Regions from separate parts of the Homo sapiens genome. Here regions 1 and 2 are each linked to region 3. A link is a contact called in ENCODE Hi-C or POLR2A ChIA-PET data. All regions are on one chromosome and are shown on one strand. Each heading gives the region's core, a stretch centred on a gene start or an enhancer-like site at or near the end of the contact. The rest is flanking DNA. Distances are from core to core; before and after follow the strand shown.

Region 1 (2,767 bases), core at 51-2,550, 540 kb after region 3:
TTCCTGGCTGGAGAGTGAGACAAGAGAAACCACAAAACCCCAGACTGTGCAATCTGTAAAGACAGTGATAAAGTGACTACTTCATAGATGAAGATGGACAACTTGAACTTCCCCTTGAGTTTCACAAGGGAGTCCTGTGTGTGAGAAGGAAGGAACATATTTGAGTGTAATGTGCAGTTGCATTTAGATCTAAGGAAACTTAAAATGAATTTAAGTTTCCTTAATTCAAAATGAATTTTTGAGCAGTTCTCCACGGTAACTTTAATAAGTCTCCATTTCAACTTTCTGTTCTCAATCCCATCTACAGCTCAAACATATGCAGTATCTGCCAGCCCTGTCCATGAATTCCTGAAGTCCCAGCCAAGTGCCTCTCAGCTCAAAAAGCCCCTTGCTTGCCAGGGGTCAGCCATGTCTGGAAGGCTCTGAAAGAGGTCTGCTGGGCAGTAGGACTGCTTCTGTGGATGAGAGGCCTCTTGTTGGACTGGAGAGACCAGGAGCTGTAAGAAACCCAGAAATAAAAAGTCTCAGATGGGGACAACTGCAAAGTACCAGGAGTTCCTCCCTCCTCTCCACCATATCCCACAGTTGGACATCTCCCCGAAAACCCCACCCCAAGTAAAATTTATTTGCCGTCTCACCCTCAAATAAGAATGAGTCAATCATTAAGTAATGCAATTATACAAGCATAGTTGTAAACAACTATATTGCAAGTATGCTGACATGCAAAGATGTGTTTTACCTTTAATTACCAGAAGAAAATAGACAACTTGAGTTTGAGCACCTAACTTGAAGAAGAAATTAGGAAATAATAGTCCCTCCCCACCACATCCATCATTCCCAACCCGTTCTGCCTAAAAATCGTTTACATTGTGGATTTTATTTGTAATTTTTAAAGTCTTATTTTAAATTAGGTCCCAAAGAAAGAAGCTGGCATTTCTTATTCTTTTCAGAGTGGTCTAAGAAAAAAAATAGGAAAGCAAACTCTTTCTTTTTTTCTTTTCTTTTTTTTTTGGAATCAATACCCGAGATAACAGCAGAAGCAAAAATCCACCGGTGCGTCAGCAAGCAGGGCACTCGGCCATTCATCTCCATCCTTCCTTCTGAGCTGTTCTCCAGCAGGCTCCGGCCGCAGCTCCAGGCCACTAGAGCAGATAGATAATGTAGGACAGAATGACCAGGCCTATGATGGCAAAGAACATCAGGATGAAAATATCCAGCATTGTGGATTCCTAGGCCGACCAAGCCCCTGGATTCTGGTGAACCGTGAGCTGTGAGCACGGAGGTTGCAGTCGGTGGAGAGAAATGGCTCCCCTTCACTCCACAGCTCAGCCCTGGTTCTTTCCCCTCCCCCTCCCAGGGGCCTGAGACTGAAGGATGCTGCAGCTCCACCAGCAGCTTCCTGCCCCCCCACCAACCACAGCCAACCAATCACAAAGCCTGGGGGTGGATAGCCAAGGAGATGCCAGATTTAGACCCACAGAACCGCAGAATCAAAGGGGCTCAATTTCTCCCCAGGAACCCAATCCCACCCCTTTGTATCTAAATGGAGCCTGCATGCTCTGGATGTAGGAGGAGATAGGATCCTACCCAGCTCCCCCAAGAGTGAATCCTCCTGACTGCCTTCTTCGCGTTTCCTCTCACACACCTCGGGCAGATTATCTCAGAAAAATCATGGTTGGGTATTGGGTGGGCCATTGGCAACTTCTAAAGGTCACATTATGGGGAGACACAGACAAAAGTTTCGTGTGGATCTCAGTGGGCTTCCCTGAGGGATGAAGCTAACATTTATACATTTCCTACACTGGGCCAGATATCGTACATGTGGTGCAATTTCAACCTCCCTATGAGTCTTTCATAGATGGGGCTCAGAGATGGTCAGAAACTTACCCTAATGGTTCATAGCTTAGATGTGTCAGAGACCAGCCGGGCGCAGTGGCTCATGCCTATAATCCCAGCACTTTGGGAGGCCGAGGCAGGTGGATCACAAGGTCAGGAGTTCAAGACCAGCCTGGCCAAGATGGTGAAACCCTGTCTCTACTAAAAATACAAAAGTTAGCCAGGCTTGGTGGTGCATGCCTGTAATCCCAGCTACTTGGGAGGCTGAGGCAGAGAATTGCTTGAACCCGGGAGGCAGAGCTGAGATCGCGCCACTGCACCCCAGCCTGGGCTACAGAGCAAGATTCTGTCTCAAAAAAAAAATAAAAATAAAAATTAGCCGGGCGTGGTGGCAGGTGCCTGTTATCCCAGCTATTCAAGAGGCTGAGGCTAAAGAATTGCTTGAACCCGGCAGGCAGAGGTCGCAGTGAGCTGAGACCGTGCCATTGCACTCCAGCCTGGGTGACAGAGCGAGACTCCGTCTCAAAAATAAATAAATTAATAAATAAAATAAAAAGTAAAAGGCTGGGTGTGGTGGCTCATGCCTGTAATCCCAACACTTTGGGAGGCTGAGGTAGGTGAATCACCTGAGGTCAGGAGTTCAAGACCAGCCTGACCAACATGGAGAAACTCCAGCTCTACTAAAAATACAAAATTAGCTGGGCATGGTGGCACATGCCTGTAATCCCAGCTACTCAGGAGGCTGAGGCAGGAGAATCGCTTGAACCTGGGAGGTGGAGGTTGCAGTGAGCTGAGATTGTGCCATTGCACTCCAGCCTGGGCAACAAGAGTGAAACTCCGTCTCAAAATAATTAATTAATTAATTAAAAATGTCAGAGACCAGGATTCAAAACTAGGCATGCTGACACCAAAGTCCATATTCTTCCTCTTG
Region 2 (2,967 bases), core at 24-2,523, 550 kb before region 3:
GCAGTTCCATCCCCCTTAGCTCTCCCCACCGGGCTTCCCTCCACAGCCCTCTCACCCACCTCACTCACCAGCTTCTCCTGGAGCGCTGCGCCATCGCCCTGGATCTTCCTCACTTGCTCTAAGCACTTGAGCAGGAAGCTCTGGGGCAGGGAGCTGGCAGGGCCCAGGGGGGTGGCTTCCTGCACTGTCCAGAGTGCACTGTGCCACAGCAGCAGCTGCAGGGCTGGGGACAGAGCGGGCTCAGGAGACATGCTGTTCCCTACCACCTGAGGCCCTCTCGGGGACACTGGGTGCCTTTAATCCCCATTCCCAGAACGGGGATCCCCAGCCCCTCTGTCACACCAGCCTCCCTCCCATGCCAGGGCAGGCGGCTCTCCCATCCTGGGCCAAGACACTCACCCATCAGCTTCATGGGGCTCTGGGTGGCAGGTCCAGCCATGGGTCTGGGTGGGGCTGGGCTGCAGGCTCCGGGCTGTTTTGGGGCCCAGCTCTAGGGGGGCCTTTATACATAACCCCATGGAGGCCTGGGAGGAAATTACCTGGGGCCACGACTAAGGCTTAGTAATAACTTCCCAGGATTTATGCAAATTTGGTGTCCAAGACAATGCAGGGGGGTTGGAACAAAAAGCTGTTTGCGAAAGTTTTGTGAAATTGTGGAATCTCTGATCCTCCTTTGACGTCGCCTTGCCCCCCTCAAACTCCCTTCCTCCCGCTGCCCCACCCAGGCCTGAATGGCCCCAGAGTGTTTGAACAGAACAGCTGAACAAAGGCTGAGCCGCTGATAGACGCCTGGAAGCGGCAGCAGCCTGTGGGGAAGTGGCAGCTGAGTCGGGGTCTCCCTCTCTGCTCTGGCAGACTTGCGGGGGCAGTGTCCTTTGCCCCTCTCCTTTGGGATTCTCAAGCCTGTCCCCCAAGCCCCCAAATTCTAAGAGAGAAAAAAAGAAGCTGGTTGCTCCCATTCCTACCCCCAAACTCTCCGGAGGCTGCCTGTCTGGGAGACCTCCTGAGCCCCTACCTGAGATAAGGACATTGGGTCTTGGCTGCTGTGCCCACCCCACACTTGGATAGGCACCATCGAAAGTTCCAGGCTGTCCTGTCCCAAGTTGATTAGCTGGGAACTCCCCCAGAAACCCCCCCGCCCCCCATGACTCATTCGGCTAAAGCCCCTAGAATCCCGGTAGAGCCAGAGGAAACCGGATGTCTGTCCCGAATGAGGCAAGACCCTTCGAGGCGATTGGCTCACCTGACCTTCACCTCCTCGTGCACGACCCTGACAGTAGGGTCCCCAAGGGCTTTGGAACTGCGGGATTGGGACACGTGACTTCCCTGGTCATTCACCTTGAAGTGGACACGGGCTGGGGTGAGAGAGGGGAAACTGCCCCATCTTCTCATCTTAGAACCATGCAGCGTTAATGCTGGAAGGGACCTTGGAGTCGATTCCAACCCCGTGAACTGGGCCAGGGAAGGAAGTGCCTTGCCCAAGGTCATGGTAAGTGACAGAATTACAGCCTGGGCCTCTGGCTCAGACCTGAACGTTTTCTTTTTCTTTTCCAGATGGAGTCTTGCTCTGTCGCCCAGGCTGGAGTGCAGTGGCGCGATCTCGGCTCACTGCAAACTCTGCCTCTCGGGTTCACGCCATTCTCCTGCCTCAGCCTCCCGAGTAGCTGGAACTACAGGTGCCCGCCACCATGCCCGGCCAATTTTTTGTATTTTTAGTAGAGACGGGGTTTCACCGTGTTAGCCAGGATGGTCACGATCTCCTGACCTCGTGATCCACCCGCCTCGGCCTCCCAAAGTGCTGGGATTACAGGCGTGAGCCACCGTGCCCGGCCTAGGCCTGAACGTTTTCTACAGGCCACAAGGCCTGCCTGGGGCAGTCTGACTGACCACACCCAAGACTGTCACCTTCTGTCCTAATTTACCCCAGCGTGCCAAGAAACAGACATCTCTGGATGAGAAGTGGATGTGGTGACTGGATGGGGCCATCTCTGGTGCTTGGGGGCCCCCTGGTGGTCACCAATGGCAGGGACGTCTGATCTCACACACTGATCTCACACACTGTTATCTGGTCCGCGGTCCTGCAGCTCCGCCTTAGCTCTGTGGCTCAGCACCTTGCACTGATGTGGCCCAGCTCTGTACCCAGCTCCCTGGGAGTAGAGGGTGGGTTTTTGTTGTTGTTTTTTTGAGATGGAGTTTCGCTCATTGCTCAGGCTGGAGTGCAATGGCACGATCTCGGCTCACTACAACCTCCGCCTCCCTGGTTCTAGTGATTTTCCTGCCTCAGCCTCCCAAGTAGGTGGGATTACAGGCATGCACCACCATGCTCATCTAATTTTGTATTTTTAGTAGAGGTGGGATTTCACCATGTTGGTGGTCAGGCTGGTCTCGAACTCCTGACCTCAGGTGATCCACCCGCCTCGGCCTCCCAAAGTGCTGGGATTATAGGCATGAGCCACTGCACCTGGCCTTGAGGGTGGGTTTTTAACAGGACCATGGAAGGCAGGAGCTCCACATTCTTAAACATGTTGCCTGGCAACTATTGCATTGCACACCTCTTATATGTCAGGCACTTTTTTTTTTTTTTTTTAAGACAGAGTTTGGCTCTTGTTGCCCAGGCTGGAGTGGGTGGAGTGCAATGGCACGATCTCGGCTCACTGCAACCGCCGCCTCCTGGGTTCAAGTGATTCTCCTGCCTCAGCCTCCTGAGTAGCTGGGATTACAGGCATGCTCCACCACTGCCCCCACAGCCGGCTAATTTTGTATTTTTAGAAGAGATGGGCTTTCTCCATGTTGGCCAGGCTGGTCTCACACTCCTGACCTTAGGTGACCCGCCCGCCTCGGCTTCCCAAAGTGCTGGGATTACAGGCATGAGCCACTGCGCCTAGCCATATCAGGCACCTCTTATTACACTTTTGTCAATTTTTTTGCGGAGGGGAAACAGGGTCTCAGTCTGTCCCCCAGCCTAGA
Region 3 (3,005 bases), core at 393-2,892:
AATAGCTCACCTGGGGAGTGGACTCCGACTCAGAGACCGCTTGCTCAGGAAAGGGCTGCTGGACCGCCTTCGACCATAGGGACTGGGCGATCGCCCGCTGTAAGAGCCACTTCTTTCGTAGCTGGACGACCGTCTCCTGCTATAGGGACTGACAGATCTCTGTCGCCTACTGTAGGGGCTCGGTGACCGGGTGCTGGACTGGTAGGCCGAAGGCTCCTTGTAAGGGGGACTGACCGACTGCCTTCTCGAGGTACTTCCAGGACTTTTCTTGTAGGAGTCATAATTGCTCGAGGTATGAGATCGTGAGGGACTAAGGTCATAATCTTGGCCATAAGAAGCTCCCGAGGGGCTATCATCTTGTTTGGAGCTGTCAGACCACTTCCTGTGGGGGCTCCTGGATCTCCGTTTTGGGCTGTCCACTGTTTTGTAACTTTTGGGTGTTTCCCTTTTTCGATGACTTTTACTCCGGTCTTTGTGCCCAGACTTCAGCTCCCGTTCTTTCCTGGTCTTCTCCTTGTGGAGCTTGGATGACCTGGATTCCTTGCTGCTGCTTTTGGCTACCTGCGCCTTCCCATAGTCATCAGTCTCCTCATTCGAACGCTTTGAACTTCCCGATATCCGGTCCTTCATCGATCCCGACTTGCTGGAGACTTCTTGGCTTTTTTCTTTTTCGGTCTGTTTAGCTTTTAGTAAGTCCCGGGAACGCCTGTGCTGGTGGTGACGATGTTTGTGCAGGCGGTCGCTCCGATCTGATCCACGACGTTCGTCGTTCTCCCTTCGGTCTAGTTTGAAGGCCATGTCATCGGAGAAGGTGTCGGAATCAGAGCTGATATCATCATACTCCACCAAAGGTTTGATAACTGTGCCCAGGGATGCTGCTTCGGGGGTCACCAACCCCATGTCTTTGGAGTGTTTGGACTTATGCCGCTTGTGCTTCGATACCAAGCGGTGACGCTCTCTGCTGTTAGAGCTGCCGCCTCCCGATGACGGCTGCAAAGTTCCAGAAGCTCCTCCACTCCCGTCCTTCTTGCCCCCATGTCTCTCTGAATTGGGCATTCCCTTTCCCCTGACCTGAAGAAGGGAAAAAAGTTCCCCAGCACTCCAAAAAGCAACCCCCACCCACCCCCCCAACCCCAACTCCACGCCCACCAAAGCGCCCCGGGAAGGGGGTGGGGAGGGCAGGGACGGTAGCCCAGGCTCCTCCTCCCTCCCGACGCCTCAGCACCCTTCTACATGAGGTGGGGGGTGAAGGAGCGAGGGAAGAAATGAGAGTTCCTCGGCAGTGGAGTTGCGAGACAACGGGGAGCTGCTCAAGTCTGTTTCCTCTTCTCCCTCCGCCGAGCCAGTCCTCAGGCCCGGGCGCCGGGGAGGTCCAGGAAGTGAGAAGCCGACGGCCCGGGGCTGTGGAGCCGACTCCAGCTCTGGGGCCCTGCGAGGACTACGCGGGCCCTTCCCCTACCCGGTAGCCCGGTTCAGGACGGCTTCCTGTCGCCGGGGTGCCGCGGCCTAGGTGCCTCACGCCCCCTTTGTCCCTCGCTCCTGAGGTAGCCCCCTTTCTTGCCTCCGTTTCACCTCCACACCACACACACTCTCTCCCTCACACAGACCCAGTCACACACTAGATTAAACCGAAACGGCACTTGGGGAAGGGGGGAGGGGCAATCCCAGAAATCGTCGCGAGAGTCCAGTAGCCTCTCGCGATGTTTCGTGCTTCGCTTTCACCTCATTCCCCTGCTTATCAAACAACGCGAGATCAGGTCCCAAACTAGAAACGCGTTTCACCTGAGTCTCGCGATGAGCTCCCGGAGCTCCCCGTTTGAGCAAAGCTTTATTGAAACGGAACAAACCGAGTTTTTTTTTTTTAACCAAAACTTTATCGGTAACTGATTAAACAAACACTCCCAGGCTCCGTGACAAAATAATTTCAACATCCTTTTTAACAAATCTTTTAACTACCAGGATGACTTTTTTTTGTTTGTTTTTTGTTTTCCTTTGAGACGGAGTCTCGCTCTGTAGCCCATCCTGGAGTGTTAGTGGCGCGATCTCGGCTCACTGCAACCTCCACCTCCTGGGTTCAAGCGATTCTCCTGCCTCAGCCTCCCGAGTAGCTGGGATTACAGGCGCCCGCCACCACGCCCGGCTAACTTTTTTGTTTTTAGTAGAGACAGGGTTTCACCATGTTGGCCAGGCTGGTCTCGACCTCCTGACCTCAAGTGATCCTCCCGCCTCGGCCTCCCAAAGTGCTAGGATTACAGGCGTGAACCGCCGCGCCGGGCCATTTTTTTGTTTGTTTGAGACAAGTTCTCTCTCTTTTGCCCAGACTGGAGTGCAGTGGCACGATCTCGGCTCACTGCAGCCTCCACCTCCTGGGCTCAAGCAATCCTCCCACCTCATCCTGCCGAGTACTTGGAACTATAGAGTCGCGCCACCACGCCGTGCTAATTTGTTTCTATTATTCGTAGTGATGGGGTTTCGCCATGTTGCCCAGGCTAGTCTCGAACTCCTAGACTCAAGCAATCCGCGATCCTTGGTCTTGAACTCCTAGAATGAAGCAATCTGCCCGTCTGGTCCTCCCAAAGTGGCGGGATTACAGGCTTGAGCCACCGCGCCCGGTTGAGATTATTTTTTACAGAGCAAAAGACAAATGTCGGGACATTTCAACCCAAGTCCCTGAGTGTTTTAACAGTGCTTCCCACATATAGGGTGTGTGCTACCTGCCAAGAATTTTACATACATTATCTCTAATTTTCACAATTATCCTGCAAAACACGAGATTTTCATCCCTGTTTTATAGAAAAGGAATCCCAGCCTCAGGGAAGTTGAATAATTTGGTCCAACAAGTGCCACAGTCAACATTCAAATTCATGTCTTTCTGAGACTAAAACACAAGCTCTTCCATCCTATGGTGTTGTCTCCTTACCAATCTTTGCTTCAAATCTCAGAACCTAAAAGCTCATCCCATCTTGAGATCCTCCCATGGCCGTTATTGGATAATTTAGCCTTTC

Evidence for each region. Hi-C counts contacts between places; a loop is a spot of excess contacts on that map. ChIA-PET counts read pairs that join two places held with the same protein, here RNA polymerase II (POLR2A). Pooled maps may share reads with other maps.
Region 1: a pooled map shows a loop between it and region 3 (4-fold over the local background). The contact joins the promoter of LASP1NB here to the promoter of CDK12 in region 3. A Hi-C loop is called at or near these places in 3 of 50 pooled maps. POLR2A ChIA-PET finds 5 or more read pairs at or near these places in 4 of 52 experiments (GM10248, GM12878, H1 and 1 more).
Region 2: a pooled map shows a loop between it and region 3 (2.5-fold over the local background). The contact joins the promoter of PSMD3-AS1 here to the promoter of CDK12 in region 3. A Hi-C loop is called at or near these places in 1 of 50 pooled maps. POLR2A ChIA-PET finds 5 or more read pairs at or near these places in 4 of 52 experiments (PC-9, activated B cell and activated CD4-positive, alpha-beta T cell).

Annotation. Positions count from the first base shown.
Region 1 is chr17:38,924,147-38,926,913 of GRCh38, reverse strand. LASP1NB (LASP1 neighbor) reads right to left here and starts at 1,300. Exons shown (of 2, transcript NM_001414697.1): 1 at 1,023-1,300; 2 at 1-497. The coding sequence starts at 1,220. The coding sequence ends at 1,143.
Region 2 is chr17:40,012,947-40,015,913 of GRCh38, reverse strand. It overlaps PSMD3-AS1 (PSMD3 antisense RNA 1), which reads left to right and starts at 1,273. Exons shown (of 3, transcript NR_198981.1): 1 at 1,273-1,360; 2 at 1,555-1,676. CSF3 (colony stimulating factor 3) reads right to left here and starts at 474. Exons shown (of 5, transcript NM_172219.3): 1 at 400-474; 2 at 69-223. The coding sequence starts at 439. RefSeq lists an enhancer at 65-564.
Region 3 is chr17:39,460,123-39,463,127 of GRCh38, reverse strand. CDK12 (cyclin dependent kinase 12) reads right to left here and starts at 1,642. Exons shown (of 14, transcript NM_016507.4): 1 at 11-1,642. The coding sequence starts at 1,056. RefSeq lists enhancers at 861-990, 16-1,215, 1,381-1,440, 1,531-1,580, 941-1,865.